2 separate regions of the Mus musculus genome follow, and region 2 is linked to region 1. Evidence: chromatin loops called from intact Hi-C (ENCODE). Cell type or tissue: left cerebral cortex. All regions are shown on one strand. Each heading gives the region's core, and the rest is flanking DNA. Links, peaks and the distances in the headings are about the cores only. Region 1 overlaps Tax1bp1 (Tax1 (human T cell leukemia virus type I) binding protein 1). Region 2 overlaps Jazf1 (JAZF zinc finger 1).

Region 1 (16,284 bases), core at 4,217-12,216:
GTTTTCATAGCTACTCAGAACACTGCTTTTTTTAAATGAAGCAAACTTGGAGTTTCTTAAGAAAAGGTTGTGTTGCAGGTTTAAATGTAAGCATTAACAAGGGAAGGGAGACAAGTAGGAGGACAGAAGTACATATCCTCACACACAAGCTAAGGATTGATTGCATGTATAGGAAAGGAATATCAACCAATGATGAAGTTGAGGTTGCCACAATATTCATTCATTTGTATGTTCAGAAGACCCTTTCATTTATGCCAGTTTTGATTTGTCCCTTATAAGGGACAAACTGTAATGTGCACTTGTTTCAGGGGCATTGTTTTCCTCTTTCTGGCTCCTTTGGGATTATTTGTGGAAATGTATAACCGTGGATTTAAGAAGACCATTGGGTTTACTAGGAATACACACTGGGAAATAGTAACTGAGAGATTTTCATCATGGGTCCCCTGGCCAGAGTTTATATCTGGATAGGAGTAAAATGTATTATTGTGCTGTGATTGCACTTTAGTCTAACTGTAGATAATGAACTTGTACTATGTGTGTCTCAAAAGATAGAATAAAGGAATACTGTCTTGCTTTTCTTTTGCTGTAATAAGACATTGTGAGCAAGACAACGTATAGAGGAAAGAATTTATTGGGGGTTTACAGTTATTGGTGGACACTGTAGTAGCACTGCAGTAGCTTCTAGAGACAATCTCAAGGCAAAGAGTTAACTGGGAATGACTGGGCCTTTGAAGGATTGTATGTTTAAGACCGTGTCTCAACATCAACTCTTTTGAGAGGTGGATAGTTCAGTGGTAAAGCTTAGCTCAAGTGAGGCCATGGGTTCAATCTTCAGTACCCCCCTAGCCTCCGCACCCCCAAAGGCATGTGCATTGTACGTAGTAATATTGAGTATAGAATTGATGGGTTTTTAAGTAAAACCATTCTGTGTGGATATTTAAAGAAGTGAAGATTGATTTTAGTTAGGACAGTCCAGCAAAATTAAAAAGAGAGGGTAACAAACTGGAGAAGAAGAAACTAAACATTGAACATAATTAGTTTTCATATGGTAGCCAATGTTATAAATAGCTATAGCGCCTAAGTGGCTTAGATGGCTTCATTCATATGTTAAATAGAGCTCTGTAGTTGCAAATCTTACAGAGTTTTCTTGTGCTGTACCAATGGTCTCATCCTCTTTGCCTTTACACAGTTCACATATATAACATATTTTTGTAGTTAATATTTCTTTTTACATACAGCGAATGTCCAATTGGAGGAAATATTTCTTAAATCATGTATTTCCCAGTCCTACTCCCTGTCCTTAGATTTTTATTAGGTCTTCCCTTATTTCTCCTCCATTAATCTTCTTACTCCTTGTAAAGTACAAACTTGCCTCTCTTTGAGTTGATTTTGCCATAGTTAAGATGCAGGGGGAGAGGCTCGAGAGATGACTCAGTGGTTAAGAACACTGTCTGTTCTTGCAGAGGACCTAGGTTCCATCTCCAGTGTGCTTGTGGCAACTCATTATTATCCGTTTAATTCCAGACCACATGGATCTGATGCCTCTTTCTATTCTCTGCAGGTACCACCAATGCAGGTGGTGCACAGGCATACACACAGACAAAACACATATAAATAAAAAAATTAATAAAGATAAAGGGGGAATTCATATATATGTTTATATCTAAGAGAGACAACTTTGGGCTATGTTTGAGAAGAAAGTATAACTTGGACTGATAAATTTGTGAACAATAGGAAAGACTCATTCTAGATATGTTCAGAATAATAGTATGGAGGAAGGAAAGTATTATTAATAAATTAGCATTTTAAAGTAGCAAGCTTAATAATTTTTGTTACCCACCTCTTAGGATATTACCTTCCAAATGATGATGGAGAATTTTATCAGTTCTGTTACGTCACCCATAAGGGTGAAATTCGTGGAGCAAGTACTCCTTTCCAGTTCCGAGCTGCTTCTCCAGTTGAAGAGCTGCTCACTATGGAAGATGAAGGCAATTCCGATATGTTGGTGGTAACCACAAAAGCTGGCCTTCTTGAGGTGAGCACCTACAGTGAGGTATAGAGTTTACTTTGACTGGTATCCTAATCCAGTTGATAGCTGTGAGAATTTTCAGATTATGCCAAGAGGCGCTACCAGAAATGTTTTAAATCTAAAATTGTGAGTCTATGTGTAGAGGCCAGAAGTCAATGTTAACTGTTTTCCTTAGCCGTTCTCAGTCTTACTTTTGAGGCAAAGTTTCCCATTGGACCTGGAGTTTGCCAGTTGGGCTAGACTAGCTGGTGGGGCTAGTCTTTCTATTATGGTTATTTTGTGGTTCTGTTGTGGTACTTGTCAGATGAATGCTGAGAAGATAGCTGCCTGATTCAGGGCTAATGTCATGTGTGCAGTAACTAGTGCAGTAGGGCAGCCTTTGGAACCACGGAGACATGGGCTTGCCTCCTCTTTCCTTGCCTGGAGCTTTTGTCTTCAGGCATCCTAATCCAGTTGATAGCTGAATTGTCAGAGTTAGGGATGGAGCTGCTGGGAGATGCAGTGTAGCGGTGCATCCAGCTGTGGTTCAGGGTTTGGAGCTGAATACTGGGGGCTCAGTGGTCCGAGGAGGATGTCATATGCTTTAGGTTTTTAGTAATTGTAAAATGAGAAACAAAGTTCTTTTTCAAGATCACATTTTCTACTTTATATCTGGAAGCTAGACTGTTCTTTGAAACAATGTGACTGACTGTATTTATCAGTCCTTTCGTTTTAAAAATAGCATTTTAGATTGGTTACTGTATTTTTTGTCAATTACATCTATATTTCATATATTGTAGGTGCTTGGTTTTTCTTTATAGACAGATGGGTCTTTTGATTTTTTTCTTTGTTTACCTTTAAGAACTGAGACTATAAAAGGAAAGATAAGAGGCTACACTGTCTTCCACTGTCAGGCTGTTCAAAGACAGTTCATCCAGGAGTTAGAAGGAACTGTGAATTCTTCATATCTTTCCTTCCCTTTCCCAGAAATTCCTCTCTTATCTTAAATACGAAATGCAACTTTTATAGGGTGACTGAAACATTTTGTAGTGACAACTGCCTCTGATCAGGGTTTTTAGCCTCGTATTTGAATGTTAGTCAGAGACACTGAAGTAAACCCTGCTCCTAGGAATGCAGTTAGCACTGATGTGCAGGGCTTTTGAATACTTGTCAGAGCACCCTTATCTCAAGCCCTGCACATGATGGGCATTTGCTCCCCATGCCTCGGGAGCCTTTTCTCTAATTGGGACGCAGCCCAGGTTATTTGTTCTTTTTCTTTGCTCCACAAAAGCTGTGCTATAAAAATTTTAATTGCTGTCTCTTGGGAAATATTTCTGAGATAAAAATGGTTTTGTTTTCTGAAAAGTTCTTAAAATTCTACATTCATTGGTGTCTTTAATGATTTTATGAACACTGTACACTAAGTGATTAATGAGATAAAGTTTTTGAACTTGTGAGCCTGAATTGGATAATAGAATAAAATAAAATAAAAAGACATTTTAGGGATAGTATGGGATGCTTGACCAAAGGATATCTATTGGCTGGTATAATTATTCTAACTTTCTTAGCTATGATCACAGTAGTGGTTTGGAAGGATACCGCACTTATTAGAGGTGATCTAAGGTTCTTAGGGGTGGAATGTCAATAATTTTATTTTGGATGGCTTAGGAAATTAAAACAAAATCACATAAACTAATGCATTTATAATATAAGCCAGATGTAGTGGCATACATATTTAATCCCAGCATCTGGGAAGCAAAAGCAGGGGGCAGAATTTTAGGCCAGTCTAGGCTATGATATAAGTAAGACCCTGTTTTGTTCTGCTCTCCAAAAGAATAAAATGGGAAATGAACAAGGCAGCATATTGATGATTAGTAAATTGAGGGCTATATTTGTTCTTAAAAGATTTCAAAATAGAAATTTGAAGCAGAAAAGAGATTTATTGTTTTATTGTTTCCCATCCAAGTACTAACCAGATCCAACCCTGCTTAACTTCCAAGATCAGAAAAGATCTGGCACGTTCACCCTTGCTTGGTGTGGTTGTAGACAATTTGTATACTAAAAAACCCCAAAAACCAAAAACATAAAAGACTAAACAAACCAAAAAAATCGTTACATTCAGGATCTTGACACATGTTAGGCAAGTCTGTTTTTTGAGTTTTATCTCCAGACTTAGATTTATACAAATTTTAATCAAATTTAAAATCTTTAAAATTTTCCTACTAAGCTTTAGTAAATCTTTTATTAAGTGTTATAAACTAATCACTGAAAAAGTTTGATTCTGAAAATGTTTGTTGTACTAGGTGAAGACTGATCATTTCTAATCTGCTACAAAGTTTTCAGTCAGATTAATGCTGTGTTAATAATGCCATTAACTCTTAGGATTGATGTTCTTGCTTGGTCTTAATTTTCCGTTGGCTTATTAGGTATAATTTAATTTTCAATAGGTATGACAATTGAGTAGTTAAACTTTTACCTTTTTATTTATCCTGGAAAGTTTCCCACAGTATGTACCTTTGTTTTGGTCATATCCTCCAGTTCTCCTTTCCATCCTTCCTATCAGCTTTTCCATTTTGAGAACATTTATTCTATGCATTTGAATAAAAAGATTATTCCAGAAGAGTTTAGCAGTTCAGCTTTCGTAGGTTTAGATTTTAGTCATTTATATCTAGGATTCTACAACCCTGGAAAGCTTAATATGGGGATTTTTGGATGAAAAACATTTATCAGCTAAATACCTTCTTTATAAATTCTTCCTGCGTCTCTGCTTTTCTCCGGTTAGAAGCAAAGACTTGTTGTTATAAAGACTAGCCATTTTATTTATGACCATGTTTGGTCCTTTGATTTAGGTTTTGCTTTGTGTTTCCTACTGGAGTTCCTGTTTTGCAGAATTGAGTAATTATCAGCATTCCCCATAAGAATCTGCTAGAGTTAGTATAGTATTGTAGCCTTAGCCTTTCAATTTGCATTTTTACTTAAAACAGTTTGGGGGGGGGGGTCTCTGCAAACAGCAGTGCCAGCAGAGTAACAATTCATGTGAGGCAAGAAGGCATCCAGTGTAACACAGCCCAGTAGCCAGTGTCGGCTCAGACTTGTAGAGTCTGACGGGGACAGGTTATTTTAGGTATATTTATGTTTACTACAATTTGGAAAAAGTTTCCTGCTAAACACTTATCTCAATCTCAAGTGCACACTAAAGCTTGAAGCGTAACTTCATCTAAAGTCTTGTGCAAAATACCTGTGGCTTCTTCTGTAAAGATGAGTTCTACAGTTTAAGGGTCTAGGGAAGGATCTGGTGTGGTCTCAGTCATAGATAGCATCCAGGTCACCAAGCCATCAAGTACACATGACATCTCCCCAAAGGATGGACTCTGTTGATTGAGAAACATTGTCTGGGGAGAAGGAGTCTGAGGTAAACATAATACTTTTAGAGATTGAGGTGTGACCTGGCCCTACAGGATAGCACAGGTTAACTGGCTACTAAATCCAATCTAGCCTTCTGGGCGAAAAACAGGTATATATCCCTCCCTTAAAGAGGGATGCTTGTTTTAACATTCCTGGTTTCCCTAGTGCTTATCTGTGAGAACAGGGCCTTTTTAACAGAAGGATTATAGGCTGAATGCTATGCAGTAGGCAAAATGTAAAAATTTGTGAATTTACAATTTTTTTGTGAATTTTTTTTTAAAGTAAAAAACTAAAGTTGTAATATTTTATGATAAAAATCAATTTGAGTTTTTTTTTAAATACAGCTGAAAATTGAGAAGACCCTGAAAGAAAAAGAAGAATTGTTAAAGTTGATAGCTGTTCTTGAAAAAGAAACAGCACAGCTGAGAGAACAAGTTGGAAGAATGGAGAGAGAACTGAGCCAGGAGAAAGGGCGGTGTGAGCAATTGCAGGCTGAGCAGAAGGTTTGCTATACCTTTCTAAAATGGAAGCATTTAGGAGCATTGAAAACTGGGTCTTGAGGAAAGTAGTGTGTATACGTGTGTGTGTGTGTGTGTGTGTGTGTGTGTGTGTGTGCACATCATATATGTGTGTGCATTTACATTAATAAGTGTATGTGTATATATATAATTTATATAATTTTATATTTTATTATATATATTTATATGTATTATAATTATATAATTTTTAAATTTATTCATTTTAGTTTTTATATGTATGGGTATTTTGTCTCCATGTGCATTATTTGCATGCCTGATGCCTTTGGAATCAAAATTGGGGGCAGGTCCTCTGGTTGCTAGGACTAGATCTTTGGTCTTCTCTAAGAGCAACAAGTGCTCTTTACCTACTGAACCATCTCTCCAGCCCTAAGAATGTCAGTTCCCATTAATCTTCTGCCACAGTCTCTTTTACATTTTTAAATAGGCAAAATACTTAAAGATTTTCAGTACCAGGCTTATTGATAATAGTTCTCTGAATTTGTTGTTGGTTGTTGTTGTTTTTACTATGTAGCCTGGGCCTTGAAATCTTGGAAACCACCCTCTGCCTTCCTAGTACTAAGATTACAGGCATGAACAACCATGCCAGCTTTCTGACAGCCATTTCTCAGTATTTCACATCTAGTTCTGTATTATATGCTAGATTTGAGGAGGAAGGCTTTGGGATGTGAGAAATTCACATAGGAATAAACACAAAATAAATGGAAGGTAGAATGAAGAAATTGAAATTACTCTTCAAAAACTATAATTTAGGTAGGCATGATGCTACATGCCTGCGACCTCAGCACTCATGGTGGTACATGCCTGTGGCCTCAGCACTCAGTGAGGCAGGAAGACTGAGGTTCTGTTGTGACCAGGTTCTCAACAGAATAGGCTACATAATAGCAATAGCCTTTGCCCTGAACACTCAAACAGGAGCAGAAACAAGGCAGAAGTCAGTAACCTGAGTACATTGTGAGACAAAAATGTGAAATTCTTAATGAGAGAAAGGTGATAAATTACCCTTCAAAGAAAACAAAAAATCCCCACCTAGTTAAGGTAGCCATTTTTTTTTCTTGAGCAAAGAAAAATGACTATATGTAAAAAACTGGATTTGAGTTTGAAACTAACATCTGTAGAAAAAAAGGTGACTACTTACTATAGTCATTGATTTATGTAATAATTTTCACAAAAATAACTTTTAGTTGTAGAAAAATATGCCTCACAATTTCAATGTTATAGCTAGATGGCTAGCTTCATGCCTATGGATGGATTGAATTTTCTCTTAAGTTGTATTTGTTCTATTCTTCTGGCCAATAAGGCCCTATTACTTAATAATTATTAATTTGGTCATTAGTGCAGTGTTTCTTAATTTCTTCCACCCTCCTTCATTTGTCTTCCATCTTGTTCCTTTAAGATAGGGTCTTGCTTATGTAAACCAGGCTGATATCAGGCTTGCTTATCTTCTTACGTAGTCTCCTGAGTGTTGGCCATTGGAGATATGTCCTATCATACTCAGCTTTTAGAAAATGAAATAGTTTGACTTATCAGTTCTTTTGGCATATAGTTTTCCATAACAGCACCTTTGTATACCTTATTATACTTTAGCCAAAGTTTTATTAATTAGCTAGGAGAGAAACTTAGCGGGGACCTTGATCAAGCTTTCATAAGCTACTAGATGCTTGTCATAATTTATGGGATGAAGATATTTTAAGCTTTAAAGTATCTGTGTAAAGAAGGTTCTATTTTATTTTTATATATGTTGTAACAGCCTTGGATATTTATTTTCGTCTTTGAGTCATGCTGAGTTCATTAGGAGCAATGGTTTAGATACAGGCATGTGTTGTAGTGCTCGTATGACACTTAGTGGGTCTTAACCTCCACAGTGTCCTATGAGACCTGAGTTGTCACTGACGTAATAAAAGTAAGATGTCAAAACACCAAAAAGCAAATTAATTAAAAAATTTTTTGTTTAATTTTTGTTTCCTGCCCTCTGGTGGAGAAGTTAGTGAAATAAAAGTGCATGAAAAGCAGGGGTGAGAAACCTATGTTAGTAATTGATGTGCTAACAGTAAGGGCTAGACATGTGGTGCATGCTTATGCTCTTCACACATAGGAAGCTGAGGTAAGAGCATCACAAATTCAGTCAGACTTCACTACATGACATTGTTTGAGAACAAAACAAACAAAAGTCTTGGGAGCTAGAGAAATGGCTTGGTGGTTAAATGCATTTGTAATCATGAGGACTGGAGTTTAGATCCCAGAACTTATTTTTTTTTTTTCCATTTTTTATTAGGTATTTAACTCATTTACATTTCCAATGCTATACCAAAAGTCCCCCATATCCACCCACCCCCACTCCCCTGCCCACCCACTCCCCCTTTTTGGCCCTGGTATTCCCCTGTACTGGGGCATATAAAGTTTGCAAGTCCAATGGGCCTCTCTTTCCAGTGATGGCCGACTAGGCCATCTTTTGATATATATGCAGCTAGAGTCAAGAGCTTCGGGGTACTGGTTAGCTCATAATGTTGTTCCACCTATAGGGTTGCAGATCCCTTTAGCTCCTTGGCTACTTTCTCTAGCTCCTCCATTGGGAGCCCTATGATCCATCCATTAGCTGACTGTGAGCATCCACTTCTGTGTTTGCTGGGCCCCGGCATAGTCTCACAAGAGACAGCTACATCTGCGTCCTTTCAATAAAATCCCAGAACTTATATAACAAGCTGGGCAACACTGCAAAGCCTGTAACCCCAGTTTCAAGCCAGCTTTCTGACTTCCAGCCTGATCAAGAAGAAAACTCCTTAAGCTCAAGGGAAGGACCATGCTTCAAAAGGAAAAAAGTTGTAGAATGATAGGGGAAGGCTTGATGCTTGCACACCCTATACATACATGTGTGCATATTTTCACATGGACATATGATATACTCACAAAAACACAAAAGGTTGAGTATATGAAAGTTTAAATGTTAGAATTTCAGGCTTATTTTATAGTCTTGGTTTATACAATTTGAGATAATAAATATGGGATTGAAATGATAAGAAATCAGAGACAAATGTAGTGGTAATGCGTATATTCTTGGTACCCAAAAGATAGGAGACCCCTTTTAAGGCTGGGCAATAGTGGCACCTGCATTCAATCTCAGCACTCAGGAGGCAGAGGCAGGCAGATTTCTGAGTTTGAGGTCAGCCTGGTCTACAGAGTGAGTTCCAGAACAGCTAGGGCTACACAGAGAAACACTGTCTTGAAAAACCAAGTTATTATTTGGTTATTTATTTGAGACAGGATTTCTCTTCATAGTCCTGGTTGTGCTACAACTCACTATGTAGAGTAGTTTGGCCTTTAACTCATAGAGATCTGCCTGCCTCTGCTTCCCAAGTACTGGGATTAAGGGCGCTAGTGCTACCACATTGTCTCTCCTTCTAAAAGAGAGCTCTCTGAAGTATACACAATTTTGTTTTACTGAAAGATACTTTATTGTTGTCTTTAAGGGCCTTCTTGAAGTATCACAAAGTTTGAGAGTGGAAAACGAAGAGTTTATGAAGAGATACAGTGATGCTACAGCTAAAGTTCAACAGCTTGAAGAGGACATTGTATCAGTGACACATAAAGCCATTGAAAAAGAAACTGACCTAGACAGGTATCCCTGGTATTTTAAAGAAATCACTTCGGTTATTAACAAAGCTACTTAGGGTTTGACTAATGTTTTTTCATCTTACACAGTTTGAAGGATAAGCTCAGGAAGGCACAGCATGAGAGAGAGCAGCTTGAATGTCAGCTGCAGACAGAAAAGGATGAGAAGGAGCTGTATAAGGTAAAGTCCTTTTCTAGTGTCGGCCTCTGCTTAGCCCCAGTGGGCTTTTGGGGTTGGGGATTGGAGAGCAGTTCAGCTGGGTGCCTGGTCACTTGTCTCGTTATAGTCACGAGGATGACAAGGACTGTAGTCAGCTAATGGGGGGCCTGGACAGTGTACTTCCATGGTTGACCATGCTTTAATAGGGAGATCCTCATAGCTTTTGTAAGGAGGTTCTTCAGTTGTCTCTAGAAGGCCTCTTGAGTGTCATAATTATGATGGTTGACTTCAGAGTGAGCAGTCCAAGATGGGAAGGAAACGAGATTACGATAGTGGATACTGTCCCTGAAATGCAGTATTTGGGAAATTTGCTGGTGTTTTAGATACATAATAGGTACTGTATAATAAATGAAAGCTTAGTGATGACAGGATAGTTGTTTATCAGAATTTCTATAAAGTGTTCTCACCTTTTAAGAATATACATATTTTCAGTGATGATGCTTAATATTTTTTACATTATTTGTTGTGTATATACATGAACATCCGTGATTGTATGTACAAGTGTGGGCATGCAGAAGCTGGTGTGTGTGGAGCTTAGAGGATAACTTTGAGAAGTTAATTCTCTCTGCCATATGGGGTCTGGAGATAGAATACAGCTGTCAGGCTTAGCCACAAGTTGCCTTAATGTCTTTTCCAGCCCCATGGTCATATTTCAGATTGACTTTTAAAATATTGTCAGATTATAATTTTATAAAGTATCTCCTCTGCTCATAAGTCTTTTTGAAATTTTTCTAATTTTTTTTAAAGCATTCCTGCAGTATGCTCTAAATTAGCTTAACCACGGGTGAACATTGAGGCTAATTTTCTAAGTATCTAAGAAACATTTCCTATAGAAAGGAGTGGCTGGGAAGAAGGGTGAGAAAGGCACTTGCACTTAAGTGGTGCGAACCCGAGTCCAGATCCTAAGAGTGCATATAAAGCTGGACACAGTGGCATTGGTCTGTTATCCCAGTTCCTGGAACGAGGGGGGAGGTGGAGAGAGGAGAGTCCTGGAAGCTTTGGGGCTAGCCAGCTTGATGTATACAGTGGCAGACAAGAGACACTATCAAGAAGTTGAAAGAAAGCTGACATCTGGGGATGTCCTCTGACCTTCATACTGGCACCATAGCATGTGTGTTCTGTGACACCCCCATATGAATATACATAGGTACACAACAAGTTTTTAAAAATTTGAGATGAATATTCTAAGTTGTTAGCCTCAAGTCACTTTTCTGAACTGATAGTTACGAACATTAGGTAGTGTTTCAGAAGTGATGCTAAAGGTTTGGGCTGCTGAGCGCCCTAGAGGACCAGAGATCCATTTCATCCCTAGGAACAGGAATTAGTCCTTTAGACTTCTGTAGATTTGAAGAGTCAAGTGCAAAAAAGTAATTCCACTGCTCTGTATTACACAAAAATTATTGTGTGAGTGTGTGCATGTATGTACATGCATGATGTGAATGCATGTTGTGTGTGGGGGCTGGTCTGTCATAGTTGGCCTATAGAAGTCAGAGGGCAACTTCAGCCACATGGAAAATAAACAACATAGTGCTTCTTACAGGCAAAAAGTGGAATTGGGCTAGAGGTGGCCCAGAGCCATCTTACTGAGAGCTGGAGTGTGGTTCCTAGCACCCATACCAGGTGACTTTCAACCACCCAGAACTCTGAAACCTCTGGCCTTGGTGGTGGGCACCTAACATTTGAATGCACATATCCACATACTCACATATATATTCATCATTAAAAGAAAGGTTAAAAAAAAACATGAGTATAATTGTTTATGTTTTCAATGTACCCTGTCTAGTTTTCAGAACTTTTTTACACTAATTTCTGAATATGCCTCTAGCATGATGTTTTTTGCCCAAAACATCCGAATGTATTTACATTTTAAAATGGAAAATAAATGGTTAAAGTGAAGGAAAAGCTTTCAGAGGTCAGGTAGTAAGTTAGACATCAGAATGAATTGCTGCGGGAAACAAAAGCTTCCAAAAGCTGGGCTCTGCCACTCTGTGTCTGCATTGCTGCTTTGCAGAGCTTGGGTCGCCTGACACCCAGCTCCTCCTCTGGAATTTGTGGATGAGAAAGAAATAATGTTGATTTTTTTTTTTAAATGTATTTATTTAATGTGCATTGGTGTTTTGCCTGCATGTTTGCTCTGGAACTGGGCTTATAGACAGGTGTGGGCTGTCTTGTGGGTGTTGAGGATTGAACTAGGGTCCTCTGGAAGAGCAGCCAGCACTCTTTACCCCTGAGCCATGTCACTAGAGCCCCAAATAATGGTATTTTAGACTTTGACTAACTTGGGTTATGATGTTAGCAAGAATATTCTTGATTTCAAACACTTTTATTACAGGTACATTTGAAGAATACAGAAATAGAAAATACGAAGCTTGTGTCAGAGATACAGACTTTAAAGAATTTAGATGGAAACAAAGAAAGCATGATTACCCATTTCAAAGAAGAGATTAGCAAACTGCAGTCCTGCTTGGCTGACAAGGAAAATTTGTACAGAGCTCTCCTGCTTACAACCTCAAATAAAGTAAGAACTTTAGAAAAATGTGTTTGAAACTTCTCCAGTATGTTTTTTACTCTTGTTTTAAATTCTTCCCAGCGATTTCTCTTTTTAAAAAGAAATCCCCCTTTTTAATTTGCACTACATTAGTTTTATTTATGCATCTGGTGTGATGCATGTGAACACCTGCAGAGGCCGGAGAAGCACTCGGAGCCTCTGGAGCTTGGGGTTAGAATGGCCTCTGGAAGGAAGGAAGGAAGGAAGGAAGGAAGGAAGGAAGGAAGGAAGGAAGGAAGGAAGGAAGACACTCTTACCCTGGTGCCATCTTTAGTTTCTCCACCATTTCTTTTGAAAAAGTTTAAAATCACAACAGTTACTGAACTCCTGCCTCCAGCTCTTAAGTACTGAGATTATAGATAGGTACCCATCACCTTCCTGGGCTCTTGCTTTATGTAGCATGTTGGATCTGCTCTCTAACACTGTACATCCTCATCTTTTCCAGTGGCTGCATGATCTTGCATGCGTACATTTATTTTATTGCGTAGCTTTTATGGATGAATGTTAGGATGTTTTAGCATGTTGCTGTGAATTCTACTGGGGATGTCATTAATGCAACTCTAAAAATGTTAGGAGTCCATGGCATTTACAGTTCCTGATTAAGTCTGCAGTTGCTTTTTAATCTAAAAGATCGCAAATGTGAAAAGTGTATTTGATTATATTTATTTGATTTGCTAAGATGCTAAAAATATCTTTAAGCATCTTTTTAGCATTTAACCAAGACCAGTGAAAAACATAATTTTTAATTACTGAGGAAAATGATTACTAGTTGCTAAAATGTTTTAGTAGATTGTAATGCAGTGTGAATTTATGGTTATAAAAGAATTTAAATAGTGATGAGGGTACAAACTGAAAGTTAACATCCTTTTTTGCTATAAGATTGTAAGATTGTAATTTAAAGTTACATGAATTATACATGTATATTTACATTTTAACTCAAATGAGAGAGAGAGAGAGAGAGAGAGAGAGAGAGAGAGAGAGAGAGATTGTAGAACCTTTTTCCTTTTGAGACAGGTTCTCATTATGCAACCCTAGCTGTCCAGAAACTTGGTATGTAGGTCAGGCAGGGCTCAAACTCAAGAGACTGCCTTCTTTCTGCCTTTTGAATGCTGGGATTAAAGATGTCCGGCTCCATGACTAGCTACAAGATACTACTAGGAATACACTTAATAGCTCTATTTCACTCATGATTATAGCTACATAGTATTCTTTCTTGTCATTCAGCATATGTGTAGTCAGTACTTAATAGTTTACTGTCTTCAGCTCTTCTGAGCATGCTCCAGTTAATACTCTTGTATAGCTCAAGTTACAATAGTCATGTGCCTAAATAAATTCCTTCAAATGGAGTTGGTAGGCTAAAATTTTATCATAAGGTAAGTGCCACCTTTTGATAGTTATTTTCAAATTGCCTTTTCAAAAAATACTGTATTAGGTTTTACTCCTAATGATGTACTATATGCTACTGTTTATAGTGGCTTCATAGCTTTTCATTATATATAGCATAGTTTAATTCAAGACAATTTCATTTTAGACACTTTAAAATCTATTTAAATCTATTTCAGTGTGTTTAAAAAATTAATTGAATTCTGAAAGACAAATCTTTGCCTATGCCATTTATAATTTTTTGAATGATTTTTGAAGTTAAAATTGCTAGATCAAGAGCCAAGAGTAATTTAAGGTGTTGGTGAGTCTTGAAAGGCGGCTGAGAAGCCCCAATTAGGGTTCATGTAATTGTGCTTAATAACTGTTTCTCTACTTTTTAAAAAATTAATTTTGCCAGGCATGGTGGTTGCACATCCTTTTAATCTCAACACTTGGAAGGCAGAGGCAGACAAGATCTTTTGTGAGTTTAGGTCTACATGGTGAGTTCCAGGACAGCTGGGGCCATGTGGAGCAAACCAGTCTCAAAACAAAAAATAATAAGTAAAAATAAAATAAATCAATCTATATGTTTGAACATTTGGGATATATATACTTTTATTCAGTCAGAACTAATCCTTGGGTGTGCTGACTGACTTCCTGTCCTATAAAGTGGTAGAAGTAAACACTTTTGGGCTGTTATATGAGAAATCTGAAACAAAGCCTAAGGCATGAGTGGAAAAGCATTATTTAACTTAAAATTCTGAAACAAACTGTTACCTTTAAATTTTAATGTTTTAATCAAAATTGTATATTATCTGCCTTTCTTCAGGAAGATACATTATTTTTAAAGGAGCAACTTCGCAAAGCGGAGGAACAAGTCCAGGCAACACGGCAAGAACTTATCTTTCTGACTAAAGAGCTCAGTGATGCAGTGAATGTGCGAGATAAAACTATGGCAGATCTGCATACTGCACGCTTAGAAAATGAGAGAGTGAAGAAGCAGCTAGCCGACACACTGGCAGAGCTGCAGCTACATGCTGTAAAGAAAGATCAGGTAAAGCAAGTTAACTTGCATCTCTGTTGATCCCCCAAAACTAGAAGCCCCATAAAAGAGAGGAATAAACTATTCAGATAAGTCAGGTAAGAAAGGCTAACTTCTATTCACTCTGTTAAATCATTGTCATTTCTTGGATTGAATAGAAAACATTTATACGCACAATTCTTACTGTCAGTAAAGGCTGTTGCAGTACACACTTTTGATGTATATTATATGTGACAGAGATTGCTTCATGTGGAACTTCTGTTTACTAGCTATATAGAATGGCCATCTGATTATTTAAGGGTATTGCATACAAGTTACGTAATTGCTCCTTAGGTGGATGCTTTTCCTCAGCTGTTAAGTAATCCTTAGACTCTCTACTATATATAAAAATCAGTAGAAAGCCCAAACTCCAAAACAAATTTAAATTAATTAAAGGTCAGAAAAAAATAATGGAAATGGAGTTAGGATTTCTTATTAAATTATGAACTATCGGAATTTTTTCCTTAGTTGAAATATTTTTTTCCTAAGGAAAAGACTGATACCCTGGAACATGAACTGAGAAGAGAAGTTGAAGATCTGAAACTCCGTCTTCAGATGGCTGCAGATCATTACAGAGAAAAGTTTAAGGAGTGCCAGAGGCTCCAAAAGCAAATAAACAAACTTTCAGACCAGGCAGTAAGTGTCACCGAGTTCCTGTCGGTGAACTTTTCCTTTGTCAGCCTTGCGTTTGCAGATAAGATGGATAATATTTTAAGTATTAACCTTTTGAATACAAATTATCACTTCATTTTTTTCTAAACACAAATCTTATTTTGTACTACGTTGCTTATGTAGGTATATGTGGGTGTTGGGGGTGGTATGTGAAGGTCAGAGGACAGTTTGTAGGAGTTTATCATCTCCTGGTTACACTCTCTGGGTCTCAGGAATAGAGGATGGAACTCAGGATGTCGTCAAGTTTGATTGCAAGTGCTTTTACATGCTGAGCCATCCTGCTGGCCCGAGTTTATCATCTCGATTTCAAGTCATTGGCCTAATACTATAACGACAATCCTCTTTCTGTTTAAACTTGAGATTTGTATTTACTGAGAATGAATAAAGGGAAGGAAGCTAGGTCAGCAGCAAGAACAAGCAGGAACAGGTACTCTTGTCTTCAGGGCGTTGCTCTCATAAGCCCTTGATAAGTAGCTTTGTCGATTAAACTCAATATGTCGTAGTAAATGTCACTTGTGGCAAAGGTGACAGCTCTCACTCTTTTCTCAGTACTCTTCCGTTCTGCTCATGCCACATTAGGAAGAGGCAAAATGTGTTGGCTTACTCATTTATATTTCATGTAGGAGTAGGTAGATTCATAATAAAACAGACATTTCATTTGGATGGGCCTATGTATTATGTACAGTCCCAAATTGTACTTATTATATGAGGGGATCTTGGAAGTGAAGTATAAAGAAAACATTGAAAATGTGGGGTTGCGTGGTCCCACAGTTTTAGGTTCTCAGGAACAAATAGGAGCAAGGAGTGCATGCAGGATAGTAAAGTGGAAAGGGTTCTGTGAAG
Region 2 (16,284 bases), core at 3,652-11,651, 88 kb after region 1:
ACCGAATTAGTGTCTCCTACAGAAAACTGTGTGCCAGTTTGTGCTTTAAAGCTGTGCCCCACAGTTCTCAGGGGGTTTTGGTCCGGGGATGCTCGAGGACACTCCTCTAAAGCTTATAGGTGGTGAGTGGGATGGCACCTGGTAGGGTGGCCAGGGGGTGTGTCCTTCAGGTCTCAGCCAATTGCTACAGTGGGGCTGACTGGCTCCTGGAGGCCCTACCCTTTTGTCCTGAGACCTATTCTGGAGAAGGCTGGCCATGTCCTCTCTCCACTTCCCTCAGCCTTGCCGTGGAGCCAGCTGCAGCGGGCTTGAGCTGATGTTACTGGCCTGTGAGGGCAAGTCACTTAATTTCAGAAACTTTATAAACTGGCTGTTAAATACAGCTATTATTAAATATTAAATTATGTAAATGTATTAAATAAAATGTATTAAAACAAAGATTCACCGATTCTTAATTATCCTACGGCATTTTACTGTGACCTATGACCTATGACCTCAAGGTTACTAACCTTAATGCTGTGTCTCCTGGGTGGAGAGATACTACAGTATCTGAGTTCAGTAGCTACAGTGGTAGCTGGGAACCGAGAAATTGGGAGTATTTACACCACAGAAGTGGGCAAATGCTACCATTCAGGACAGTTTTCCTCGTTAAGATTAGCTGCTAAATATTAGTCAATAGACCTTGTAGTCTTATTTTTAATGTGGAAAAAAGCATTCAAATCAGGGTCCTTGCCTACTCCCTGAAGGAACTAGGAAGGGATGAGGGAGACCAGAAAGGCTTCCTTTTCTTTTTAACATTATAAAAAGGAATATATCTCAGCTCATTTACTATGAATTTGTAACATTTTTAAATGATTTTTAAATTATGGGATACAGGCAAATGAGTAAATGAGTTTACTCACACAGTTTAAAGAATAATAAAATTATGGTCCATGTGCCCAAAATTACCAGACACTTTGAAGTTTCTTTTATAACTTGTTTTCCCAAGAGAAATATTACCTAGATCCAAGTACAGTAGATTTTTTAGGGTTTTTCTTTCACACACACACACATATTTACACATACAGAAATTAAATGTTTTTAAAAGAAAAAGTGGTCACTAGGGACTTCATGTACTGTTGACTAACAGCCTAGAAGTCTGCGGTCAGCAAAGTCATGTTTTGATTTTGAAACTGAAGCTGTTGTAAGATTAACTTTAATTTTCCTACAAATCAGAAATGTCTAAGTGACCATAATTTAACACAGTCATTTGTAGTAATATTTGTTATTGTGAGGGGAAGTTCATATTTCTTAAGTAAATTTTCAAGACTTCATTATAAACCCTTTAAGTCTGTAGACCACAATGCTCACTCAAGTTGGCAGGTTAAACATGCATGGACTATGAATGTAACACAGGGGGAAATGTCAGCTGCTGCTCCAGGGAGACCAGCTGCAACCACAAACTCAGGAAATTTATAGTCTTTTCTGAAACCTAGGCAGATGCACACTGCCATCTCATTCACTCGCCAAAGCACTCATCCTGTGCTCTTCAGGGGGTCTAGGAGGGTGTCACTTGGCTTTCCGTGACACTGGAGGCCCCATAAGATGGAAGTGACCACTTGAAACTTAGTGTTTCTTGGAAAAATCTGAAAAGAACTGGGTTTTATGAGAGGGTGGGGAGTGTGAGCGGCGCACGGTCAGGAGGCTGCCCTGGTACCGATGCGCCCTTGCAGAGTCCCAGCCCAGCCCCGGTTCTCCTGGCTGCTGAGATGCAAGGCTGGAGCTTGAGCCTCCGCAGTCTGGCTCAGGAAGCCACACCCCAGCAGCAGCACACCTCACTCTCTTCATGCTTCATTCTGGCTTCAAGTTCTGATCAGAAATGTACCCCATCCTGCTGCACACACCTACAATACATAGCCTGGGGTTCTGAAGCCCCGAGCTCTGAAGACAGACAATGGCAAGGACAGCACCTGAGATAGAGCTTGGCTGCTGCCCCAAAGCCACTCACTCGCTTCATCCTGAGGGTGGAAGTATTCGTGCTTCACTGTATAGGCAGTGATATGCCAGCCTGCAACCTTGCCAGCAATACCATATAACATATGAATGAGGTTTAGTATTTGTGCTACAATACCTTCATGCAATCTGGGAAATTATGAATTATGAAACTTACCTAGTCGTGGATAACACATTTTAAGTGTTTTGTTAAATTAGAATTATTCCTTTTATTTCATGTGTTTTTCCTGCATGTATATATATGTGCCATGTGACGTGCATGTTTGGTGCTCTCAGGGGTCAGAAGGCATTGTTTCTCAGAACTGTGTCACAGACAGCTGCGAATCATCACGTGGGTGCAGAGAATCAAATGAGGGTTCTCTGCAAAAACAGCAAGGGTTTTGGTTTTTGTTTTTTCCTTCTGAGCCATCTCTCTAGTCCTGGACAACACATCTTAAAGTTAATCTTAGAAATTTCAATAAAATATTATCTTTGTTATTTTATTTAGTAAGTATGCTCTTGGCCATTATGTGGGTTCCTTTCCTTCCCCATTCTCTCTGACATGGTCTCACTATGTAGCCTAAGCTGACCATGAACTTTCAGTTGTCTTGCCTCAGCCTCCTGAGTGCTGGGATTACAGTTGTAGGCCACCAAGCTCGGCTTACACCCACGTCTTTATGTAATAACAGGCTATGACCTGGAGTTTGAATATATTAGTGTAGCAGTTAGGGCAGACTTTGGAAGACTGTTTATGTTCAATTCTCTGATCTATGCTGCTTAGCTGTGTGACCCTACACAATCTACTTAACCCCTCTGTGCCTCAGTTTTCCCATCTGTAAATGCTGACATTAACGGGGCCAACGCAAGAGGTATAAGGAACGAGTCAACAGACACGAAGCCCTTGCAACAGCACTGATTCTTTGGGCTTGATGAGGGTCAGGTTCCTGGTTCACAGCAGATGCGAACAACACCAGCACTGGAAATCTAAGCTCACAAGTCTTTCATCGCTGACATCTACACCAACGATCTGGCCAGAGCTGAGTCACCAGGTAGCCCACCCAGTTCTGCTGATCCTGTACACTACACTCCCAGGCAGCACGGTGGAGACAGTGACAGTGGCTGAAATCCAAAGGGCTCAACCCTCTCGTTAGAAACAGCGCATTGGGCTGTCCATGAATACACCATTCTCTTGATTTTTTTGGCCTTGGTCCTGGAGATGAACCACACTGTTGGGGGTGACCTACCAGCAGGAGGGGCGTGGGATGTTCCCTGCAGAGGGGAATGAAGTTTCAGATTACAATCTTTCATCTTCCACTGAAGGGGGTGGCAGGCTCCAATGCTCTCATCTCCAACCCCTCAGAAAGCATCGAGGCTACGGTGTTTCGCTTGAAGTTCTAAACTTTGCTCTGCCTCTTTAGTGGTACTGCCACAAAAAGCAAATCTGTGCAACCTAGGATGCCTTTGGGACTTTGGGAAGAGCTTTCAACAGAAGCTCTGTGCTACTATAAGTACTCTTGGACCCAGGAGCTCATTCTCAGACTAAGACTTTGGGCCTGCCAAAGACGCCACACAGCCAGCGAGTCTGCACCGCAACACACGGGACACAGTGCACCTAAGGTTCTGGGAAGCTAGGGGGAGCAACAGGTGCGTATCAGCGTGGGAAGACGAGTGGTCTCAGTGTGAGAGAGCCAGCCACTGCAGGCCTCCACGTGACAATGCCATCCTGATTCACATTTGCTGGTAGAGCCAAGAGTGGATAGCACAGTGGTTAACAGGACTGACCAGTCAAACATGAAGGGATCAGCAAGTGGGATTAGCATCTGTCACAGCCCCTCACGAGCAGAGTGGTCTTTTCTTGTGAAAAGTCATTTCAGTAGAGAGAAAGCGTGAATACCTACGTGAAGCCAATTTCAGAGCGGTCTAGAAGTGCTCTGGATAATCCTATGTACTTTCACCCCAGAGTCCTTCTTCACTTGATCTGGAGCTCCTGGGAGACTGGCAAGCTTTATAAAACTTCTGCAGTATCACCTGGACTAGGAGCCTTTAGATGCTGCCATTTGGGCTGGAGAGCGGGCTCAGTGGTCAGGAGTGCATGTTGATTTCAGGCTGCTCACAATGCCTGGGAGTCCTGCTTCAGGGATCTGACGTCCTCCTCTGGACTTCTTGGGCACTGCGTGCACTGTGCAGAAGTCCACACACATGTACAGGTAATTTTTAAAAATAGTAAAAATTTTAGAAGCATGCTGCCACTAAAATGTTAACAACAACAACAGCAACAACAACAAAATAACAAACTGAGGAAGCAGCAGCAAGAGAAAGCTGCTTCACTTCGGAATCCTGCCATCCCACAGGGTGTGTGTGTGTGTGTGTGTGTGTGAATGTGCATGCATGTGTTATGTGTTACCCAGCCCTCACATCCACTGTGGGCATCCTTTGGGAGGGACCAGCTTTCATCACATACCATAATAATACCAACAGGCTTCCTACACGGAGAGGCATTCTTTCTTTACAGAGTTTCTGTCTGGCCTGGGTGGAAAGAGCGTTGAGTGGCTCCAAGAAAATTGGTATAAACTAAATGACAATGAAAGCACGCCTATGTCCTGTCAGATCTTCCAGCCAACTCTGCTGGTAAGGCAGAAGGAAAAGAAGAAAAGAAAAGGAGAGTGGGGGGGAGGGAGGAGGAAAAGACAGATTTCTGTCTGGACACCCATTCTCCTCCTTTCTGCTTCCCCCACCCCCACTCTCATACTCTCTCTTTGTGGTACTGAGAAACAAAGCCAGGACTCATTTATTCCATGCCAGCCTCACACCACTGAGCTAGCTTTCCAACCTCAGGAATAATCTTTTCTAACACAATTCCTTCTTGTTCTTCTTTATTCAGACAACAACAATACAGGAAAAGTTTTCTGATGTAGAGAAGGTATAATATAAAATAGCTTTGATTATTCAATAATATATCATATATACATTGTAACATAATTTATAAAATATATTATTGATAACTATTTTATAGATAAAAAGTATAATAAATACCTGCTTACTAAATATATCCAATCTAGCTTTCTATCATTGTTAAAACTTCAGTTTTGGACAGACGGGCGGACGGACAGACGGACGGGTGGATGGGCGGACGGACAGCTGAGCAGTGAAGAGCATGCGCTCCTCTTGCAGAACACCTGTATTCAATTCCCGGCACCCCCCACACTGGGCAGCTCACAATGTCCGGGGTACTTTGATAAACACTTGAATTCACATGTGCACACAGTCTACCCCACACACGTACACATAATTAATAAATAAACAAATCAATCTTTAAAGCTTCTCAGTTGCTTCAGGTTGAGCAGAGTGAACGCTTACATTTGGGTGGGACTGACCGTTATGTGCTGGCCAAAAGGATAGATGACAAACAAAACACACACAGACCCAGAACAGCAGCTTCTTCTGGGAATCGGGAGGAGGGTAAGCAGGCAGCCCAGGAGGCAGAGGTTGCAAGACGACCCTGATCCTTGGCCATGAGCTGTTCAGGAAACACACAGGCTACAAGACCTTCGAGGTAGCACCATCCAGAGACCAGAGGCTGCTCTGTGGACAATACTTAGGATGGACGATCCCCTCCCTCTTCCCTCCCTCCCTGCTCCCTGTTTCTCTTAACTCTTAAAACAGCACTATCTCGCCCTTGATTTAATCACTTAAGTGAAATCCATGCATCAACGTTAGGCAGCGGTTGTCACAAGCAGGACTCCTCTCTCCGCTGCCATGTATTTTCTCAACAAATGTGGGGATTTTCTTCAGCCCTGTGAAGTATATGGTCAGTTTTACCACAGTCAAAGTCCTGACTCACTTAGGGTCCAGTAACAAGCCTTACAAGTCACAGGTCAACATATACTATCAGTGAAGCAATTACTCTTTAGCTCCAAATAAATTAAACCATGGTCTTTTTCATTGTTGATGTTAAGAATAAAGAAGTCCTAAGGGCTCCCCCTGCACAGCCCTGGGCTTAGAAGGCAGACCTGGAAACTCCCTGCTACCCTCCCCTCCCTCCAGCTTTCTCTGAACAGGGAACAGTAAGAGCCGATCTTACACATGGGTTTCATTGTTAATTTCACGTCCATGTAAAAACAAATGGACAAAACAAAGAGCTGCTGTTTATGAGATTTTGTGGTATAAAACTACAAATGGCTCTTCCAGTTTTCCTGTTTTGTCTTTTCTGAAAGCAAATTAAATTAGCATAATCCTGCTAATAAGATGAGGTATAATTCTTTCCATAAACTGGAAGTTTATTTTATTTTTATTTTTTGGCCTTTTCAAGACAGGGTTCCTTTGTGAGCCCTGGCTGCCCTGTAACTCTCTGTAGACCAGGCTGGACTCTAAATCAGAGATCCTCCTGCCTCTGCCTCCCAAGTGCAGAGGACATTAAGGGCATGTACCAGTAACACCTGGTTGGAAGAAATTTAAAGATGGGAGAAAAGAAATTGGCTCCAGGACCTCTTGGAGTTTTGGCTGCAGTGTCTGTGCAGTATACACACAGCACTGCCTACTCACTGAGACACTGGGAATCTGCATGCATGGCCCTAACTTGATTTGCTTGGTCCTCTGAGGTTTGGAAAACCGTTTACTCTTTCTGGACTTGGGCCCCTTATTACAAAGCAGACATGATCCTAAGATCTCACAGAAGCTGTTGCCATGACCTTAGAAGGTGAACGCAGGGGAAGTACTTGGCCTACTTAGGAATTCTCATCCGAGAGTCTCTGGGCATGGCATTTCCATGGATATTGGTCCTCTCTGACCTTCACCCCAAATTAAAAGAAGGTACTTTTAAGTCTAACAGCCATCTGGTGAGCCAACTCCCACACAGTCCAGAGAAGGGCTGTGGTATGTAGCTATATTTGCAGTTAGAAGGCTCCATTTTTCTTTACTTTCCATTACAGAAGTGTTCATGCTGTGTGAGTGAATGCTATATATGTGCAAATTGCAAATCCACAAAGCCTGGAAGTGGATGTTAGATCCTTGAGAGCTGTAGTTATAGGATGCCGTATGTGGGTGGTAGGAATTTAACTCAGGTCCTCTAGAAGTATAGCAAGCTCTCCAGATGCAATGAGATGTTTTGTTAAAGCGATTTATCCACTTAGACAGTGACTATTTTGGGAGCAAAATAGACTCCATACAGTGGGCTATCCCTTCATATAATGTATGTGCCTGGGCATCTGAGAGGTACAGATTTCAAGTTTCACAGGCCTCGGGGGCTGATATTTTTCCAAAGGATTTTTCCCGTTTTTATTGAAAGAGTTCAGTTGAATTGCTCTAAAGAGCATTAAATCACATTCATGGGAGGCCATTGGCTCAGGCTGAGCTCGTGCATTAGGCTCTGGCAGACCAGAACAACTCAGAGCGCAGCCGCTCCTGCTCGGTGACACTAATCCAACTGAACCTTTAACCGGTCAGTCTTTCATAAAATAGGAGACTTACTAACCAATTAAAAGTGGTTTTTCTTGAACCTCTTGATGAGAGAGTCCCTCTGCTTAACCCTGGAAGGGAAGTAACTTTGCACCAATCTGCTTTGAAGTCGCCCTTGCCCTTTGAAGCCCTTTTCTGCCCACAGGCAACCTCCTCATACCACCAGACCAACTGTTGTCTGCAGAATGGGTTGCCGTGCCACCCCAGAATTGCTAATAAAAGCCAATTAGGTCTTCCAGGCTTTTACAAATGCGCGTTTTGCCTTAGTGCTCTGTTTTCCAGGAGGCCGCCCCTTTATGACTGTGTTTATTCAGCTATTCAGAAAGCACACACATGAATAATCTTAAGAAAAATGTTAGAAGATCTGTGACTGTTCTTGTCTCTTCCTCTTGCTGATGGGGAGCTTGTGAGTGCAGAAATCCTTGGCAAAGGAGACTGCCCATGTGTGCTGCCGTGCAGAGTGTAAGGTAGTTGGTAATTGTGACAGTTTAAGCATTTTAATAAAGATACGTTTTTAAAACGCACAAAACACTAGTGTGATGCGTCTGGACATTTGCTGTCTTTTTCACTGACTTCCTCCCATTTTTTATAGTGATTATTGGTAAGTCACAGATTTTTTTTTAATCTTGTCTTCACATAGTGCTTTAAAACTACAAAATGGGAAAATGAGTCAAGGGAGAAGAGAGTTTTGATACAGCCTCTAAAATCTAGTTTTGTAGTACAACTGACGGGGCAGACAGTAGCTAGGAGGCTTTCAGTGCTTGCTAAGGCTGGGCACTGCTAGGTGGATGCTAAGGCTGGGCACTGCTAGGTGGATGCCAAGGCTGGGCACTGCTAGGTGGATGCCAAGGCTGGGCACTGCTAGGTGGATGCCAAGGCTGAGCACTGCTAGGTGGATGCCAAGGCTGGGCACTGCTAGGTAGATGCCAAGGCTGGGCACTGCTAGGTGGATGCCAAGGCTGGGCACTGCTAGGTGGATGCCAAGGCTGGGCACTGCTAGGTGGATGCCAAGGCTGGGCACTGCTAGGTGGATGCCAAGGCTGGGCACTGCTAGGTGGATGCCAAGGCTGGGCACTGCTAGGTGGATGCCAAGGCTGGGCACTGCTAGGTGGATGCTAAGGCTGGGCACTGCTAGGTGGATGCTAAGGCTGGGCACTGCTAGGTGGATGCTAAGGCTGGACACTGCTAGGTGGATGCCAAGGCTGGGCACTGCTAGATGGATGCAGCACGGTTATACCGAGGCCTCCTTCCGCTGGAAGGTTGGATCCAGCCCTTCCAGGAATGGAGGCTCTGCGGCGGCGGCGCAGATGGGAGGCTACTCTGCATTGTGTGCTGGTACTTTTGCTGTTCTCTAAGCTGAGGAGCAAAAAGAAATGTCCCAAAGCCACTGTGTAGTAATCCTTTGAAATGAGTTTGTATTTCACAAGATCTCCCAGCTACCTTAACCCACATCCTTCACCCCATACACAGCTCCATAAATGAGGGAATTTATAGGTTATTTGGAAGAAAAAGAGCAGGGTATTTAAACTTTAAAAAAATGTCACTGTACTTAACTGTTAATGAAGTGTTGTGTGGTGGGGCCTCCAGCTCTTCTGCTGTTTGTAGCCAGCAGCCCTCATTTGCATGCCCAGGGCAAGCACTAATCCTTACCATCAGCTGCTCCCCAGAAAAGCATTCACCCCATAATACTGTTCATCCTGCTGGTTTATTTAGCAAAGCCTTTCTTCCCAGCATACACAGGCTTCCATTTCAGGCCAAGCTGATTACCCCAGATTCCTAATTAGTGCTAATTAAAGCTTTAATGGATAGCAGCCAGAATTTAAAAGCATGCCACCTCCTTTAAAGACCCATGGCTGGTTCAGGGCAGGAATGAGCCAGCCCCAGGACTTCCCATGGAGTGACACAAGCTCCTGGGTACCTTGGCACACAACATGCAGGCCACGGCTGGTGACCTGGAGCCTCTCCATCCTGTTTTCCCAAGGAAAGCAAGCTGCTTGCTCCAATCAACCTCTAAATGTCTACTGAAGTCAGGGATAGTTTTCAAGGAGGACATCATTCAGTATTCCCGACAAGGTCAGCCTCAGAGCGATTTCCCCACTCTTGTCATGGCGGGGAAACAAGACAAAATACCCTAACTAAAATAATTCTGAGGAGTCCAGTAAACCTTTGTTGGGCTGGAAAAGCCTTCTCATACTGACCCTGCTGCAGGGGAATAGCTCAGAACATTCCTGGTATGTCAAGCCCGAAGGCAGCAGTCTAAATCTACCCTTTTCTTATACCATCTCTGCAATGTGCAAGCTGACTCATCGTAAACATGGCCAGACTGAGTCATCAATGTTCACAACACGGAAAGAAGAGAGGATCTGGAGTTTACCATGAGCTCATGAGTGCCCAAGGAGATGCTGAGTCACAGGGGTTCTGAGTCACCAGCCTGGCTGCTGGGAACTGAACTTAAGTCCTGTGCTAGCTTGGCAAGTACTCTCAACACGAAGCCATCCCTGCAGCCCCACATCTAGATTTTGAGAACATTCTGTGCTAGGTGCTTTGCTCCCGAGACAGGGTTTCATGCTGTCAGACAGATCTCAATCTTACCATCTATAAGTAGACAAGGATGGTCAGAATTTCTCATTCTCCTGCTCCCACTTCCCATCTGAGGTTAGTAGAATATGCCACCACGCCTAGCTTACGTGGTGGTGCTGGGGATCAAACCTTTTGCGCACACTTGGCAAGCTCTCTCCTAACAGTCTGTTTAAATTCCCACAGCACGGTTGGCAGCGGGACCTGTGTGAAGACCACTGAAACAGAGATCTCTTTCTGGCACAAGGTGTCCCCTCCACTGTGCTGTTTTTGCTGCTAAGGAGAATTTTGTTTGGAAGTGCTGAGACTCAAGTGACAGTGAGACTCCAAGGGTGTGTACAAGGGGTGAGCAGTCACACCCTAGAGGAGGAAACATGGAGGGCTAGCATGGAAAGGTGGGAGAGGGCTAAGGCCGAGTCTTAGGCAATACCCCTGCTTCTTCAGAGGAAGGCAAGCCGTCCAAATGATTTCAGAGATAGCTTTAAATTTTTTTAAAGGTAACACACCTTTTATTTGCTGTGTTTTTGACGACTATTTGGGGCACAAATATAAAAATAAAAAATACATTTTTCCATTTTTCCTGTGTGTGTTGTGTAGTGTGTGGTGCAAGCTCAGTAGGGCTCATGTGTTCAATAGCACATGCCTGTGCTCACGTGGAGACCAGAGTGACTGCCGGCGTTTCCTCTCCTCGGCTCCTGCCTTGCTTGGTCTTTACCTGGACCTGCCTTGTTTGCTGCTCCTCCTCTGCCTTTCCTCCTCTGCTGGGGTTGCTGGCATGCGCAGCCACACTGGGGTTTTTACAAGGGTGCTGGGATTTGAACTCAGGTCCTCGTGCTCTCAGAGCAAGTAATCTTACCCACAAAGCCGTGTCCCTAATCCCAAAAACTTACTTTTGTAATGAAATCACATGATTTATTCATGTGTTTGTTCAGCTGTTTTGCACAAAAATTTATTTTCTTTCATGGCTGGGAATGGTGGCATGGTCTGTGGCCTCATCATTTGGGAGGATGAAGGAAGAGGACATAAGGCTACCTAGGCACACAGGGACACTGGTTTACAACCCCAAGAGTAGCAAGCGAGAACAAACAGAAGCAAAGCTCAGCAGGGATGGCTGTCTTCCAGCCTGGCTGAAGTACATGGGGTATGGAAAATGTCAGTGTGGGCTCAGGGCTTGGTCAGTGGCAGGCTTGGTGCAATAAGGAGCTGAAACTTCATCTCAAAATGCCCACAAACCACTAGATAAGTAAGAAACTCTGGGGCGGAGGAGATGGTTCACTGGATAAAATACTTACTGCTCAATCACTGATGGCAGGAATTCAGTTCCTCAGCCCCCATGGAAAACTGGGTGTGGGGCCATTTGGTAGGGGGATGGCAGACAGACCTAGTTGCTTGCTGGTCAGCTGGCACAGCCGAAGTGTCACCCTTAAGCTCAGGGAGAGACCCTGTCCCAAGAATAATGTTAAGAGAGACAGAGACAGAGACACCTGACACTGACCTCTGGCCTCCACAAGTGCATATACACGTGAGTGTGCTCACAGGTACAAATGCATATACACGTATACACACGTGCACATGCACGCACAGTCATACATACACACAAACTAGCTCTCATTTCAAAAGGAAACTCCCACCTACTTGTCAATGGCTGTAGATGATGCAGAGAATGACTGGTGTGTAAGGTGTTTATTTTAAAGGCACCAAAGATGTACTTCACATTGTCTGGTACATAGTTTCTTATAAAATATGTTTCTTGGTTATTTATTAAAGTTTTCTACATTCTTGAAAATTTCATGTTTGTATACAATGAAACGTGATCACATGCTCCCCCTTCCTCCAGCTCCTGCCACATCCCCTACAGCAAGTCCTCCTTCCAGCTTTGTGTGTGTGTGTACACAGTAAGTCTAATTAGTGCTGTGCATGGGTGTGAAGTCATGCTGGAACATGGTAAACCTAATAATGGAATGTCCTTAAACAAGGATTCTCCCTCCTTGAGCAGTGGCCAACTGCCAATAGCTCCCCAGCATGGGGTGGGGCCTGGAGAGCACCTCCCCTCTCTATACCAAAATTAGAGCAGTTCTTATGTAGGGAATGGTTAGTTTCAACTGTCAATGTGATGCAATCTAGAGTCACCTAGGAAGAAGGTCTCAGTGACAGACTATCTAGATGAGGCATGGCCATGGGGGACTGTCTAAAGCATGTTGAGATGGGAACATCTACCCACTGTAGGTGGCTCCATTCCCTGGGCTCAGGATCCTGAAATATGTAAGAATGGAGACCTTAGCGAGCTGAGCTCAAGTCTTCCTTCATTCTCTCTCTCTCTCTCTGCCCTTGACTGCAGACATGACTAGCTACTTCCAGCTCCTGCCTTGACTTCCCTGCAGTGGAAATGTGAGATGAAATGAACCTTTTGTCTTCTAAATTGCTTTCTCACAGTGACAGGAACTGAAACCAGGACAGGAATTATGACAAAGGTGTCAGCAAGGTATTGAGATCAGGGTGAAGGTTACAAAAAAACAAAACAAAACAAAACAAGCAAAGAAACTTGAAAAAAAAAACTGATTAAGACATTTGCTTCCTTTACCTCTGTAATCAACAACAGGAGCTTGGTGGCTATTCATGCCTCCTGTGGCCCTAAGGACATAATGAAGGATTTAGCAGAGGAATTCATGCTTCTTCATGGAATGCTGGAAGCAGTCAGACAAAGTGCTAGGCTTGGCTATTAAAACTGGGAAAGCCTAGGGAGGGAGCAGCAAGGCCCCCACCACCCCAACCTGGCTTGTGATTGGCACAGGGCATTTCCAGCCACTGCTGCTAAATTACACAGCCGGTCCTGGCCTCATTCATGCAATTAACCAGACTTTCTTCAAGTCTGTATCGACCCCTGGGAGAGCATGAGGAATTTGTGAAGAGACATTATATCTTTGAGGATACTGGGCAGCCATTTAGTGGGTAATTCACTGAAAGGAACCCAGTGTCTTTGAAGGAGTTAATTCAACTCCTGAGGCGGGGGAGTCAGCCTCCTCATCAGGCCTAGTGGGGTGAAGGGAGGGCATTACAGAACAGATAACTACTTTTTAAAAAAGCTTTTCTAACCATGCAATTCATTAAGAAAAGGAAAACTCTATGATACCAGAAAAGGCTGTGCTTTCCAGATGAGTAGGTCTTAGCAGTGAGGTGTTTCCAGGTCTGGCTTATCTTGGCTCTGAATGAGAAGAGTCCACATGTGAAAGAGCTTGCTAGGCTTGGCCACCTGAGGGGCACCCAGATGCAGGGCAGTCTGACCTCCTTGTCAGAGCACATCTCAAACCCAATCTTCCCTCCACCTCCTGCCTGATCCAAATCTTCAGAACAAAATTGGCAGCCCACTGGTGGAACCTTCCAGATACTTCATTACCCTTAAATTCAAGCCAGTACATTTCCTTTCTGACCAGAGATCTCCTCTCTCTGACTGAAGGACACTGTCTCCTATTCCTTCTCAGGGAGATGGCAGGGAGGTTAGCCTCTCTTAGCTTTCCTTTTAGCTGTAACGTGGGAGGGGGAAGGGCTCTGCAATTGTTTATTTCCATCTGTTCTGGAAGAGTGTAAAGTGGCTCTCTATGATACAAAAAGGCAGGATGGGTGTTGAGGGGAACGGGAGAAGACGACAAAGGAAGGTGGGGACAGAACATAAAGGTGGGGATGGGCTGAAGCCACAGGGGCCAGAACTGCAGGCTCTTCATGCGCTCTGTGTGGCAACACATACCTGTAATCTTAGCTCATGCAAAATGTAGGCAGGAATATCAGTTCAAGGCCATCCTTGGCTACATAGGGAGTTTGAGCTCAGTGTCACTCTGGGTCACCTGAGACATTGTCTTACTCTCTATTCTCCACCCTCCGAAATGAAAAAGTTCACAAAAATACCATTACATTGTAAAGTTCTAAATAAACCAAGAAGCCGCTGCTTGCACTTTTAGCAGCTCCTGGGATGCTGGCCTGCACAGACAATGGGACGGGTGTTCATAGAGGGTTTGCTGTCGGTGGCCTGATGGATGTGGAGCTAAGTCAGGAGAGACTCTGCTCCCAGTCCTGCTGGCAGCTTGTCATAGGAGCCTGAGGAAGGCACAAAAGGTCTTTAAGCACATACCAGACGTGCATTATAAATAAGATGAGGCTTAAAACAGGATGATGACGGCTGCGCCATGGGACACACTGAGTCCTGGACATTGTGGACTCTGTGTGCCTGTCACTACTAGGTAGTCCTCATGGTTTTCTGAAACTGGAAAGTATCAGTTCACCAATCCAGAGGGCTGTGGTTAGCATTACTTTGCCGTTCTTCCTTGGTCCCCTCGTCTCACAGAGGACAGAAGAGATTAACGGCCACTACACAGGGTTCCTTCCCACCATGCCAATCTGTTCCCAGCTCTGAGGGCCCTGAAGACACACAAGCCGCGATACTGAGGAACCCCTGGCCAGCATGATAATACAACTCATTTGTTTGTTTTGATTCTTAACCAGAATATTGCTTATGTGAAGGACTTTAACTGGTACAAGCATAGAATCTCTGTAATGCAGAAGATGGCTGACCACTAGGCATTTTAGCTACAAATCATGGCTATGGGTTTACTATCAGGCCAACTCCTTCACGTAGGCCCTATAAAAAAAATAATTGCCATCTGCCAGACTCCCTTCTTCTTCTTCTTTTTTTTAATTAAACTGTCATTAATTACTGGTAACAACAAATTTCATTTGGATTTTATTGAGTAATTAAAAGATAAACAGGGAGGACATCAAGCTTTTGCTTTATAACGCTACATTCCAAAGGCATCCACGACAAGCCACCCATTCTATTTATTATGATAATTACAATTCTCGAAACTCATCCTTCCTTGGCTAACAAGACTCTTCTTTCAGCTTAGCTCAGCCTGACTTCAGCATGGGTCATTAAACAGAGAACCTGTCACTGCCCATGGGTGACAATAGATCTTTTGTGGGTTATTGTATAATTCACTAAGGTTGTTGCATAACTTGATCACTACTAAGTCCTAAAGTTTTCATATTCCAGGTACATAACAACATATCAGTGTAAAGTAATTAAAAATAGAGCAGGTTTTAATGTCTTGATTGGAACAGGTTTACTGTCTGGAGAAGGTGAAGTGCAAAGTTTTACTGATGCTTTTCCACTACAACATTTAGGTTAAAACATTTGAAACAAGTCATTAATTTAATAACGTGTTCACCCACAACAAATCATAACTCATTTCTTTTTACTGCAAAAGTAATTGAGTAATGAATAATGAAAATCATCCCACTGAAAAGGGGTAGTAAATATGTTGACTTTATTATTAATACTCAATTTTGGTTAATAAGGCAGCTATTAAATTTGTGACAAGATGGATCTAATTTATTGACTATTCAAGATAATAGTGAAATATTATCTAACAAATACCTGTGTTCTTACTAGAGAAGATGTGACTCTAAAACAACGAATAGAATCCAATGGAGAGGCCAGCTCTCACTGAGAGCTCTCTGACCCTAACCTGCTTATCCCTGTACCTCACAAGTTGCTAAAATACTTTAAAATAGATGCATGTGCATGCACATAGGTCACTGAAGAGAGCCGCACACCTCAATCCTTGGTGCTATAGTGGGCTGGAACTCTCTAGGGAATGAGTTAATAACAGCAAAACCTGGAAAGGATGCTCCACCCAAAGGAAAGCTCGCTCCTGATGTCTCGGATACAACGTTCAGTGCAAAAATGCAAAAGCAACTCTTGTTAATGGTGGAAGGGAATGGAGTGGGGTGTTTCTCACTCCGTCCCTGTAAACAGGATCACAGCTGATTCTCCTTACAGGCAGTGTGGTGCTGAGTTCAAGGAGGCTGGAATACACACTTCCTAAGAGGTCTGGCCAAAACTCATTTTATGTATGTCTCTGTTTAAGGATCCATTGTTGATTCTCTGGAGGTGCAACCAGCTGCAGAGAGACTCTGCAGAAAGCTGACATAATGCTTGAGTTTTCTCTAAGAGATATCACCATCCTCTTGTGCTTCCAGACACAAGACAAAACCTGGGACTAGGCTTCAGGGTCATTTTAACAAAAAGCCAACACAAAGCACGAAACTTTAAAGCAAAGCAAAGCAAAGCAAAGCAAAACAAAACAAAACAAAATAAAAACAAAAAAGTGGCAGCAAATGGGTCCTGGAGGAGTCTCTTGTTGCTAGTAGGCGAGATGAAACAAGAGGACCTTGCCCTCTCTGATCTTAAGCCGCCTGCTGCACATATTGACAAATGACCACAGAATGCTT

The links. A loop is a pair of places that touch in the nucleus more often than their neighbours do. Peaks named below come from ENCODE experiments on the same cell type or tissue, not always from the same donor. Only the 100,000 strongest peaks of a DNase experiment are listed, where the experiment ranks them.
Region 2: it touches region 1 in a loop (2.0-fold over the local background); 10 of 42 quality-filtered maps call a loop at or near these places.

Annotation. Positions count from the first base shown.
Region 1 is chr6:52,727,434-52,743,717 of GRCm38, forward strand. Tax1bp1 (Tax1 (human T cell leukemia virus type I) binding protein 1) reads left to right here. Exons shown (of 18, transcript NM_025816.3): 4 at 1,848-2,035; 5 at 5,758-5,916; 6 at 9,417-9,565; 7 at 9,649-9,739; 8 at 12,111-12,296; 9 at 14,518-14,742; 10 at 15,259-15,405. Among named protein-coding and RNA genes, the nearest start is that of Tax1bp1, 22 kb to the left of the region's middle. In left cerebral cortex, for the core only: a CTCF peak has its summit at 7,913 (motif pointing left); no DNase peak of the experiment used is centred there.
Region 2 is chr6:52,815,951-52,832,234 of GRCm38, forward strand. All of the region lies in intron 2 of Jazf1 (JAZF zinc finger 1), which reads right to left. Among named protein-coding and RNA genes, the nearest start is that of Gm52904, 25 kb to the left of the region's middle. In left cerebral cortex, for the core only: no CTCF peak of the experiment used is centred there; DNase peaks (open chromatin) are centred at 6,958, 7,254, 7,732, 9,228 and 1 more place; H3K27ac peaks cover 2,399 bases.